3 separate regions of the Homo sapiens genome follow, and regions 1 and 3 are each linked to region 2. A link is a contact called in ENCODE Hi-C or POLR2A ChIA-PET data. All regions are on one chromosome and are shown on one strand. Each heading gives the region's core, a stretch centred on a gene start or an enhancer-like site at or near the end of the contact. The rest is flanking DNA. Distances are from core to core; before and after follow the strand shown. Region 1 has its middle 11 kb from the start of EPOP. Region 2 holds the start of ARHGAP23 (Rho GTPase activating protein 23). Region 3 holds the start of PSMB3 (proteasome 20S subunit beta 3).

Region 1 (3,366 bases), core at 790-3,289, 260 kb before region 2:
CCTGACTTCAGGTGATCTGCCCGTCTTGGCCTCCCAAAGTGCTGGGGTTACAGGCGTGAGCCACCACGCCTGGCCAGTGGAAATCTTTGAAGGAAATATACACAGCTCTTGAAGTGGGGATAGTGTGGAAACTGACCTGGGCATCATCTGGAAGGGCGAAGAGAGGTTTTCTTAGAGGAAGGGATGACTCAGTGGAGCTCTGAGTAGGAGCAGGCGTTGGCCAGGAGAAGCAATGTGGGGGGAAAGTTTACAGTCTGAAGGAACAGCAAGTGCTTAGGGAAAGAGAGGAAGGAGCTTATTGCTTTAGGCCTAAAGAAGACATGAGTGGCTGAAGGAAGAGGCAAGGGAACTGTCCCCTTCCCTAAGAAGACCTGTGTGTGGCATTGCTAGAGTTAAGTAACACTACCTGTGAGCCAAATTAAGAGTTTAGTCTTTTAGGCTGGGCTTGGTGGCTCACGCCTGTAATCCCAGCAGTTTGGGAGGCCAAGGTGGGCAGATTACTTGAGGTCAGGAGTTTGAGACCAGCGTGGCCAACATGGTGAAACCTCTTCTCTACTAAAAAGACAAAAATTAGCTGGGTGTGGTGGCGCACAACTGTAATCCCAGCTACTCAGGAGGCTGAGGCAGGAGAATCACTTGAACCTGGGAAATGGAGGTTGCAGTGAGCCGAGATCGTGCCACTGCACTCCAGCCTGGGCAGCAGAGTGTGACTCCATCTCAAAAAGAAAATTAAAAAAAGTCTGGTCTTTCTCCTGAAAGCAGTAGGAAACCATTAACAGATTTTTGTTTTTTTGTAGAGATGGATCTCGAACTCCTGGGCTCAAGCGATCCTTTCACCTTGGCCTCTCAAGTAGCTGGGACCACATTTGCTCACCAGCTGGCCCAAGACCAGACTGGGCAACATGGTGAGACCCCGACTCTACAAAAACTTTTTTTTTTTGAGACAGAGTTTCGCCCTTGTTGCCCAGGCTGGAGTGCAATGGCACGATCTTGGCTCCTGGCAACTCCGCCTCCCAGGTTCAAGAGATTCTCCTGCCTCAGCCTCCTGAGTAGCTGGGATTACAGGGACCTGCCACCACACCTGGCTAATTTTGTATTTTTAGTAGAGATGGGGTTTCTCCATGTTGGTCAGGCTGGTCTCGAACTCCCAACTTCAGGTGATCCGCCCGCCTCAGCCTCCCAGAGTGTTGGGATTACAGGTGTGAGCCACCGGGCCTGGCCCCCCAAAAAATTTTAAAAATTAGCTGGGTGTGGTGGCACATACCTGTAGTCCCAGCTACTTGGGAGGCTGAGGTGGGAGGATCAGTTGAGCCCAGGAAGTTGAGGCTACAGTGAGCTGTGACTGTGCCACTGCACTCCAGCCTGGGTGACAGAGTGAGACCCTGTCTCAAAAAGAAAAGAAAAAAGGTTTTGAATACGGGCGTAACAGTCAGATTTGTGGCTTTGGAAAGATGACTGTGGGGTATGATGAGTCTTGCTGAGGCATTGACTTGGAGGGCTGGAGGTGTCGGGATGAGGACTGGGTTTCTGGCTGTGGAAGTGAATAGATGGGGGAGCCACACCTCAGGATAGGTTTCCTGGGAAGAGGGGGTGGAGTGGGTGCTGATGGTTTGGGATGGCTGAGTTTGAGGGGCTTTTGAAATGTCCGAGGTGGACTGAGTGGGCAGTGTGGTGTCTGGGCCAGACCTGAGAGGAAAGGGCCAGGCTGAACCCCGGGGCTCCAATGCTGACTGCAAAGTGAGCAGGGAAGAGTGTCTGGAGAGAGAAGAGAGTTCTGGACAAAGCCTTGAGGAGCCCCGACATTTTGGGCTGAAAAGGGGAGAGTGAGCCTGCACTGAAAAGCAAGAGGAAGCAGCCCCAGAGGCAGGACAGCAAGGGAGCTTGGTGTCCAGAAAGAAGGGGACTGGAAATGTCTCGGAGGAGGAAGTGGCCAGCCAAGCGGGCTGCCCGGAGAGGTCAGGGAGGCTGACAAGTGCCTGCCAGTTTCGATGAGATGGAGGCCACCGAGACTTCAGCAAGAGCTATTCCGGTGGCGGGCGAGGGTGGAAGCAGATGGAAGCGGGTTGGGGAGCAAGTGGGAAGTGAGAAAAGGAAGGCTACGTGCGTAGACAGCTCTCGGGGGAGCTTGGCTGTGAAGGGAAGAAAGGGATAGGGCTGTAGCCTCTGGGGTCAAGGAAGATTTAGCTTTTTAATGGGAGAGACCTCCTGATGGCGAGAGTGATTGGCTGTGCAAGGGAGATGAGATGACTCTAGGAAGGTGGATGAGAAAGGCCAAGGCCAGGGCACCCTGCTACTTAACAGAGGGGTGGTACGCTGATGGCTGGAAGTTGGCAGCACATGGGGCAGGCACTTGCTTGCCTTGGTTCCTTGCTCATATTCCTCTGCAGGTGGAATTCTTCTCTCTTCTCTCCTGCCTCCTTTGTTTTTTTTTCTTTTTCTTTTTGTTGAGATGGAGTCTCTCATTCTGTCGCCCAGGCTGGACTGCAGTGGTGCAATCTCGGCTCACGGCAACTCCCACCTCCCAGGTTCAAAGTGATTCTCCTGCCTCAGCCTCCTGCATAGCTGGGACTACAGGCATGCACCACCACACATGGCTAATTTTTGTATTTTTAGTAAAGATGGTGTTTCACCATGTTGACAGGCTGGTCTCAGGTGATCTGAGGTGACCTCAGGTGATCCATCTGCCTTGGCCTCCCAAAGTGCTGGGATTACAGGCATGAGCCACCATGCCCAGCCCTGCCTCCTTTGTATACTCCTGTTCAGCCTGTAGACATAGGAGGAAGATTACGTTCTCTGAAAAGACCTCCTTCCTCTTCCTCTAGGGTCATCCTCCTCTAAGATTCCAGGACCATGATCATCCCTCTATTGCTACTTCTTAGATCAGCTTGTAATGTCCATCTCCCCCACCAGACTGCGTCTCCAGCATCTCTGAGTCCCCAGGGCCTGGCCTGGGGCTTGCTACATGGTGGGTGCTCAGTAACTGTGAGGTAAATAAATGAATGAATTAACCATGGTCATATGGAGGAAGTACTGCAGGAGGAGGCAAGTCTGGAATAGTTCCTAAGTGAATGCGGAGAGGGATGGGACAAGGAAAGAAAGGAGGAAAGGGAAAAGGCAGCCTAAGCTACTGCCAAAGGCACTTACATTGATCATGAACTTCTATGCACCAAGCATTAATACGTGAGTTTCTCATTTTTTATTTTTTATTTTTTTCCCGAGACGGAGTCTTGCTCTGTCACCCATGCTGGAGTGCAATGGCGTGATCACGGCTCACTGTAACCTCCGCCTCCTGGGTTCAAGCAATTCTCCTGCCTCAGCCTCCCGAGTAGCTGGGATTACAGGTGCCCGCCACCGAGCCCGGCTAAT
Region 2 (3,829 bases), core at 166-2,665:
GCAGAGGGGAGAACCACATGGGATCAAAAGCCACTCACCCCCAGCTAGGCCGCAGGGTTGGGGTGGAGACAGAGAGGGGTGCAGGGGATAGAGATGAAGTATGTGTTGCTGGTGGGGGATTGAATCCAAGGGACTCATGCTTGGATTCATGACCTCCACCCCCACCCCCCGTCCATCCTGAATTTCAAGTTCATAATTAGGAAACACACTTTGGCTGAAGGGAGTCGGGGAGAGATGCAGATTGAGGGAGAACTGAACACACATCCAGCAACCAAGGAACACACCAGTCTCCAAAAGAGTTGCAAGCACCAGATCCCACCTTCAACACTGCCGGGAAAGCTGGGGAGGAGGGTCCCCAAGTCTTTCAGCCCTGTCTAAAGAGGAACAGGCCTCAGCCCTGGCCTTGACCTCAACCTGGACCCCGGGGAATTTCTTTTCCGAGCTCAGGGAAACTGTTGGCCTGACAGTGTTCAACCCTTCAACTTAGGAGCAGGGAGGCCTGCTGGGGGGCTCCTGCAGGGCGGGCAGCCAGGCTCAGAGGTAAGGGAATGGCCCTGATGGGGGGATGGGGCTGGGAGGCCCCTGCTGGCCCCTCCCCAGCCTCAGCAGCTGGCAGATGAAAGAACCCAGGCAGAGCAGCCCAGCGCTGAGTAATGCCCCTGGCACCCCGCGCTCTGACCCACCCACAGCCGGTCGGAGAGGGCAGAGGGGAGGGCAGCCTCGCCGGCAGAGCCCGGGGTCCTGGGCCTGTGTCTAGAACTTCCCCAGGATCCAGGAGGGCGGCGGAACCGCGCCTGGCAACCCGTCCCGCAGTCCGACCCGGCAGGGGGCGAGTGTGGCGCGGGGAGGGGGTGTCCGGACGCCTTAGTGGAGGACGTCCCGCTCCGGGAACCCCCTCCCCCACCCCCTCTCCCTCCAGCTGTGCCGGGGCCTCGCCAACGGAAAACGAAAACTCGGGCAGAGGAAACGGCGGCAGGCGCCCCGCCTGAAAAACCCGAACAAAAGCCGCGGGCCTCCCGCCCCCGCTGCCCAGCCGCTGGGGGCCTGGCACCGCCACCTGGGTCTGTGCCCCCTGTCCTGACAGCCCCGTGCCCGTCCCGACCCCTTGCCTGCTTCCGTCCTTCCCACCCCTCTACCCCGGACAGCTCTTGCTCGGGCCCCCTCCCGGGCCTGCCACCAGCTGAATCTCCCCGCAGCGGTGCCCGCGGTGCCCGCGCCCACCGTGCGCCCCAGGCTGTGCAGGGCGAGCGGGGTCGCAGCGACCCTGGCTTGGCAGCCCGCTCCCCAGCAGCTACCGGCCCCGCCCACTTCCCTGGCCCAGCACCCTCACCTGTGGGGGCCGGGGCTCCGGGCGGGGCGGGATCCCGACCAGGCAGAAGGCGACTCCATTCATCGGGTGGCAGCGGCGGCTCTGCGGCCGGGGCACGGCTGGGGGCGCCGGCAGGGACCCGGGAGGGGCGGGGCCGGGGGCGGGGCCGAGCGCGGTGTGGGGGGGCCCCCCCCGGGGTCCGCCCCCTCGCCCCTCCCCCTTCCCACCACCCACCCCGCGCTCCCTTCTGGGTGCCCCGGCGGCCTCGCTCAAGGGCCACAGACCTGCAACCGGGCTGAGGCAGAGGCGAGCGCTGCCTGAGAGCTGGACGTCAGAGCCCAGCCTGGCGAAGAGAGGCGGTCTCCAGGAGACGCTTGCCCGGCCTCTAAGGGACCGGCCCAGATAGAGGGCCATCCAGGCCCAGGAAAGAGGACAAGGGCACCGAACCCAGAACTAGCACGGGGATAGGGAGGGAGGGAGAGGGAAGCAAAGAGAAACAGCCAGCCAGAGATGGTCAGAAACAGAGATCCAGAGACCCAGAAAGCATGAGAAAGGCAGAGACAAGATAGAGACAGCGCAGAGAGAGGCAGAGAAAGTCAGAAACAAAGATGAGGAGACCCAGGATCAGAAAGGGGGGAAGACAGAAAAAGGCTTAGAGGCCCCCTTCCCTTTAGAGACCCCTAGACATTGAGACACAAGGGAAGATTTAGTGCAGGGGGTGGGGAGACGGGGTGCCCCTCAGTGTAGGGTAAGCCCCTCCCAGCCAGAGTCTCAGCCCAGGATCCCAGAGAGGAGGGGGAGTCGAGCATAGAAGAGAGGCTGGCAGGTGCCCCAGCCCTTCGGACCCCCACCCAGCCAGTCCTGGGGCTCAGGCCATGGGGCCAGCCCACAGTCCTGCTCTGCAGTGAACAGCAGTGACAGCAGAGGCTCCCAATCACCAGCACCCCACAGCCACCCTTCCTGGCTTCACTCTGAGCTGGGCCTAAAGAGATGCCCTGGTCCTGAGCCAGCTTCTTTCCTTGTCCCCCAGAAGGACCCCCTCCAGCCCATCCCCTGACAGTCCAGGGAGGGACAGTCCTTCTGTCTTTCTTTTCCTTTTTTTTTTTTCGGCAGGGTCTCACTCTGTCACCCATGCTGGAGTACAGTGGCACAATCTAGGCTCACTGAAACCTCTGCCCCCAGGTTCAAGTGATCCTCCCACCTCAGCCTCCCCAGGTAGCTGGGACTACAGGCCCATGCCACACCGCCCACCTAACTTTTGTACTTTGGTAGAGATGAGGTTTCACCAGGATGGCCAGGCTGGTCTCAAACTCCTGACCTCAAGTGATATTCGCCTGCCTCAGCCTCCCAAAGTGCTGGGATTATAGGCGTGAGCCACCATGCCTGGCCTTGTCCTTCATTATTAGAAAATAGCTAGAAAATTCTTTCTACTATCTAACTCCCATTCTTCCTGCTTCTTACTTCCTCCAGCTTATGCTTACCTCTTTCCCATGACTTTTTCAGTTTAAGGGGCTTCCATATTCCTTTTCCCAGATTATGTAGAAAAGAAGGCGGAGGATAAAATAGGACTTGGAGAGAGGAGGCAGTGAAAGCGGGAAGGCCAGCTCTGCCTGCTGGAGTCACCACCTTCCTTGGGCAAGGAGACCCCTGAGAGCCGAGCAGCCCCAAGACCTCCACCCCTTTAACCTTGATCAGGGTTGGGAACTCAGGTCTTAGAGGGGTTGGGGTGCCCCAGACAACAATTAGGCCATCCCTACTCCTGTGAACCTGAGGAATGAGATACTGACTGGGGTTTAGCTCATATGCTTTATTTAATGTATTTTAAATCCCCTGGCAGTCAAGAGAAAGGGATTCTGTTTCATAATAATGGAGGGGCAGTTAAATGACTCCTCTCCCTTCCTCATCCCTTTTTATCAAGGTCATGTGCAGCCAGAATTAGCCTCCACTTCTGGAAAGTCCTTCCTGCTGTCTAACTGTAATCTGTCATACTGCCTGGATTTTTTTTTTTTTTTTTTTTTTGAGATGGAGTTTCACTCTTTTTGCCCAGGCTGGAGTGCAATGGTGCCATCTTGGCTCACTGCAACCTCTGCTTCCCAGATTCAAGCTATTCTTCTGCCTCAGCCTCCCAAGTAGCTGGGATTACAGGCGCCTACCACCACACCTGGCTAATTTTTTAATTTTTTGTATTTTTAGTAGAGACAGGGTTTCATCATGTTGGCCAGGATGGTCTCGATCTCTTGACCTCGTAATCCACCCTCCTCGGCCTCCTAAAGTGCTGGGATTACAGGCATGAGCCACCGCGCCTGGCCTACTGCTTGGATTTTCTTGCTTAACTTTCCACCAGGTCCCTGTTCCTGTCTCTTTCTGCCCTGTAGCTCCAGTGGTCCAATGCTTGTTGCCACCTTGGCTCAGAGGTCCTTTCCTCCCAGGATAAAGGGTTGTCTCTGTGAGGGAGAAAGGTTGGCATCTGAAATCAGACTGAACTGAGGCCATGGGGGAGGAGGGAGGGTGGTGGCCGTG
Region 3 (3,481 bases), core at 584-3,083, 320 kb before region 2:
GGCAGGCTGGGTGAGATCTCAGTAAGTGTTATGTTCTTGAGACTCAGGGAGTTTTAAGAGAAATGAGAACATTTTCTTTTATTCTTTCTTTTTTTATTTTGTTTGAGACAGAGTCTCGCTCTGTTGCCCAGGCTAGAGTGCAGTGGCACAATTTCAGCTCACTGCAACGTCCGTCTGTCAGGTTCAAGCAATTCTCCAGCCTCAGCCTCCCGAGTAGCTGGGATTACAGGTGCCCACCACCCAGCCTGGCTAATTTTTGTATTTTTAGTAGAGACAGCGTTTCACCATGTTGGCCAGGCTGGTCTGGAACTCCTGATCTCAAGATATCCGCCCACCTCAGCCTCCCAAAGTGTTGGGATTACAGGTGTGAGCCACCGCGCCCAGCCGAAATGAGAACATTTTCTGACAGGCATCCACCCACGCTTGTGAGCTAGTCTCTCCACCTTCTAGGAAACAAATCCAGGACCTGCTGCTCCTCAGGCACCAGTACCCTGCAGGACCTGCCCCCTGTGACCACGTATTCCCTCCTGAAAACCTATCACCGTTCTTTTCCTCTCTTATTCTTCTCTGGCTTCTCTTCGCCCCTCACTGCTAAATGTAACGTTCAGCTCTCAAACTGCCGCTCATTATTTCCCTCCCTACAGACTTTGTCTCTCCAGAATCTGCTCCCATAGATTTGGCACATTGCCAATGCTTCCCCAACCCTGAGATGTAATAACAAAACCCCAACTGCTTGCAAGATGTTTCTATTGGGCTTGTCTTGTCTGCTCAAAATTGTTGTCAAAATCAAAGTCAGGCCAGGTGTGGTGGCTCATGCCTGTAATCCCAGCACTTTGGGAGGCTGAGGCAGGTGGATCACTTGAGGTCAGGAGTTCGAAACTAGCCTGGCCAACATGGTGAAACCCTGTCTCTACTAAAAATACAAAAATTAGCCAGGCATGGTGGTGCGCGCCTGTAGTCCCAGCTACTTAGGAGGCTGAGGCACGAGAATCGCTTGAGCCTGGGAGGTGGAGGTTGCAGTGAGCTGAGATCATGCCACTGAGCTCCAGCCTGGGTGACAGAGCAAGTCCCTGTCTAAAAAAAAAAAAAAGAAAGGGAAGGACATGTTTTTTGGAGGCGGCAAAGTCTCAAACTCACTGGTGGTGTGTGGTAGATGACTGACACCTTGGCCGGTCAAGACGCCGGGGTTGGATGGTCCAAGAAGAGGCCTGGGTGTGGGCGGGGACCCTTGAAACTTACACTGTCTGGACGTCAGTGGCGAGCCCGGCCAGACCGATGTACAGCCGGTCACCCATGGGAAAGATCTTCTGGAAGTCCGTGGTCACCATCTGGGCCTGGATCCCGAAGCGCCTGTCTGCAGCGATGGCCACACAGTTCTTCCCCTTCATGGCCATGACGGCCCCTCCGTTATAGGACATAATAGACTAGGACAGACAGAGCGGAGGGGTCAGCGCGGGGGGTCAAACGCTGCCACAGCCCCCGGCCCAGCTCCTGATGCGGAGGCTCCTGTACGCCCGTTCTCCATTCCGGAGGCGTCTGAACCCCTGGTTCTCCAGCTGGGATGAGCACTGTGTGGCGGCAATGAGCCGCACTCACCCTCTTGGTCCTCACCGGGGCCCGCTCCCCTCGAACTGAAACCGCTTCCTTCCATCGACCCTAGGCCCTTTTCGTCCCCAAGCCTCTCCTGACCCCCTCCGCTTCTCAATCCTTCCCCATGCCCCTTTGCTTTAACTCCCCATCTCACCATGATTGCGGTGTACTAGGATCCCTCGATCGCCAGAGCAATTCCAGTAAACCGGGTCTAGCCTTCACTGCGCAACCGCTCTCACTGCTGTCTCTTCATTGGCTGATAGGCGGACTCTTCCTGGACATCTGGGCTTTCTATTGGTCACACGTCCCTGTCGGTCACCAGTACAGGTAGTTTGGTTGCAAAGTCAAAACGGAGGCGGGAAAAGCGGAAGTGAAAAGTCACTGTGGCTGCGGAAGAGACTTGCGACACGGTGCATAGTGGGATCTCGGCGGACCTGGACTCGGGACCTCAGGGACTGGGGGCGGAGCCTGCGCGCACGTGGGCTGGTGAAACTGGGTTTAGGAAGCTGCGGCCCCAGCTGAAGGGGCACCGTGACGCTTATCAACGTGATGTATGAGTTCGTCGTATTAGTCGTGCTAGCTTATTTATTCACTCCAGAAATCCTGCGTTTACTGTGTACCAGGCACTTGCCTAGGCTCGGAATATTCACTGGCCCACAACAGTGCCTAGTATATAGGAGGCGCCCATTAAATGGAAATTTAATGATGCAGGTGGGAAGGGGAAGGCGTCGCGTGTAGGCGTCGCGGGTATTTTGCGGCTGCAGGGGTTCAGCTGTGAAAGGGAGTTTGGAAGCCGAAGCTTGTTCTGATTTGGGGGACTTCCTGCGGCCCGACTTCACGTATCCTCAATCTCAGGTCACCCTAAAAAGGGACGTTCCGCGCCTCTCCACGTTTGAGGTAGAACCTGAGGATAGCCAGAGTCGACCTCTCGCCGTTCCAATGGAGGAAGGGCGTGCACGTCCCGCGTCCTCTCCTCCCAAGCTCTTTCGCCTCCCTCCCCCATCAGGATCCTTCCCTTTCTCCCCCGGGTTCCACTTATTTCGCCCGATGGCGGCATCTCTTACGGCGTCTGCGCCGTCCAGGCTCGCTCCCATTGACTCGGCTCACTACTACGCCGGTAGTCGACTCGGTCTCTGTGGCGCAATCGGTTAGCGCGTTCGGCTGTTAACCGAAAGGTTGGTGGTTCGAGCCCACCCAGGGACGCTATGACCTTTTTTTTTTTTTTTTTTGTCTTTTGGGTTTTTTTTTTCTCCCCGGAAGATAAAAACCTAAGCCTTTTACTCAAAAGCCAAATTTTGCATTGAAATGGCAGCAGCAATACTTTTTCTAGGAGAATCACTGTTCTTGAAAATTCTTTGCTGCTCAGTCAATAATGGGATAATTTCTCCAGCACTTCCCTCCACACCCCCCCAACCCGCCTCCAAGCTAGATCGCAGGAAACCTAAAGACACAGGTTTTTGTCTCACTGTGCATGCAACACGTTTCAGGATGCATTTTTTCATAGGATTAAGAATGAATTTACAGTGGAGGTTCGACAGTTTTCTATTGTCTGCCTCAATCGATATTACAGTCTCCAAATACTACATTTGGAAGGGAAGAGAATGAGAGAGACACAGAGAGAGAAACAAGTATGAAGAGAAACAAAGGTGAGAAAGGGAGAACATTGTTGTGATACAGGGAAAGAAGGGACGTGACAGAACTAGGCAGGGTGGGTAGGGGAAGACCTCAAGACAATGGAGAGTGGGAAAATAGACGCATTTAATATTAGAAGCATCAGAAAAAAAGGAAAACAACACATTTTTTCCCCCTAGAACTACACAGGGAGGTGGGGGAGGAAGATGGGGAAATAGAAGGAGAAACTGACTAAGGACCTTGTTTGGGGGAGATAAAA

The links. A loop is a pair of places that touch in the nucleus more often than their neighbours do. ChIA-PET counts read pairs that join two places held with the same protein, here RNA polymerase II (POLR2A). Pooled maps may share reads with other maps.
Region 1: a loop to region 2 is called in a map of endothelial cell of hepatic sinusoid, with 4 times the contacts of the local background. The contact joins the enhancer-like site here to the promoter of ARHGAP23 in region 2. A Hi-C loop is called at or near these places in 4 of 168 maps with a recorded cell type or tissue (aorta, endothelial cell of hepatic sinusoid, gastrocnemius medialis and 1 more), 2 of 37 single-sample maps with no recorded cell type and 2 of 50 pooled maps. POLR2A ChIA-PET finds 5 or more read pairs at or near these places in 3 of 52 experiments (BJ, HEK293T and activated CD8-positive, alpha-beta memory T cell).
Region 3: a loop to region 2 is called in a pooled map, with 5 times the contacts of the local background. The contact joins the promoter of PSMB3 here to the promoter of ARHGAP23 in region 2. A Hi-C loop is called at or near these places in 4 of 50 pooled maps. POLR2A ChIA-PET finds 5 or more read pairs at or near these places in 2 of 52 experiments (H1 and HEK293).

What each region holds. Positions count from the first base shown.
Region 1 is chr17:38,684,333-38,687,698 of GRCh38, reverse strand. No RefSeq gene overlaps it. Among named protein-coding and RNA genes, the nearest start is that of EPOP, 11 kb to the right of the region's middle. Within about 2 kb of position 2,039, at least 6 of the 41 ENCODE cell types and tissues checked have a DNase peak (open chromatin) inside an H3K27ac peak, as active enhancers do.
Region 2 is chr17:38,426,050-38,429,878 of GRCh38, reverse strand. It overlaps ARHGAP23 (Rho GTPase activating protein 23), which reads right to left and starts at 1,415. Exons shown (of 24, transcript NM_001199417.2): 1 at 1,331-1,415. The coding sequence starts at 1,393. RefSeq lists enhancers at 1-341, 342-1,251.
Region 3 is chr17:38,751,093-38,754,573 of GRCh38, reverse strand. PSMB3 (proteasome 20S subunit beta 3) reads right to left here and starts at 1,833. Exons shown (of 6, transcript NM_002795.4): 1 at 1,745-1,833; 2 at 1,240-1,424. The coding sequence starts at 1,747. It overlaps TRN-GTT2-5 (tRNA-Asn (anticodon GTT) 2-5), which reads left to right and starts at 2,720; the gene lies at 2,720-2,793. LOC100287808 (a long non-coding RNA gene) reads right to left here. Exons shown (of 1, transcript NR_149004.1): 1 at 2,822-3,481.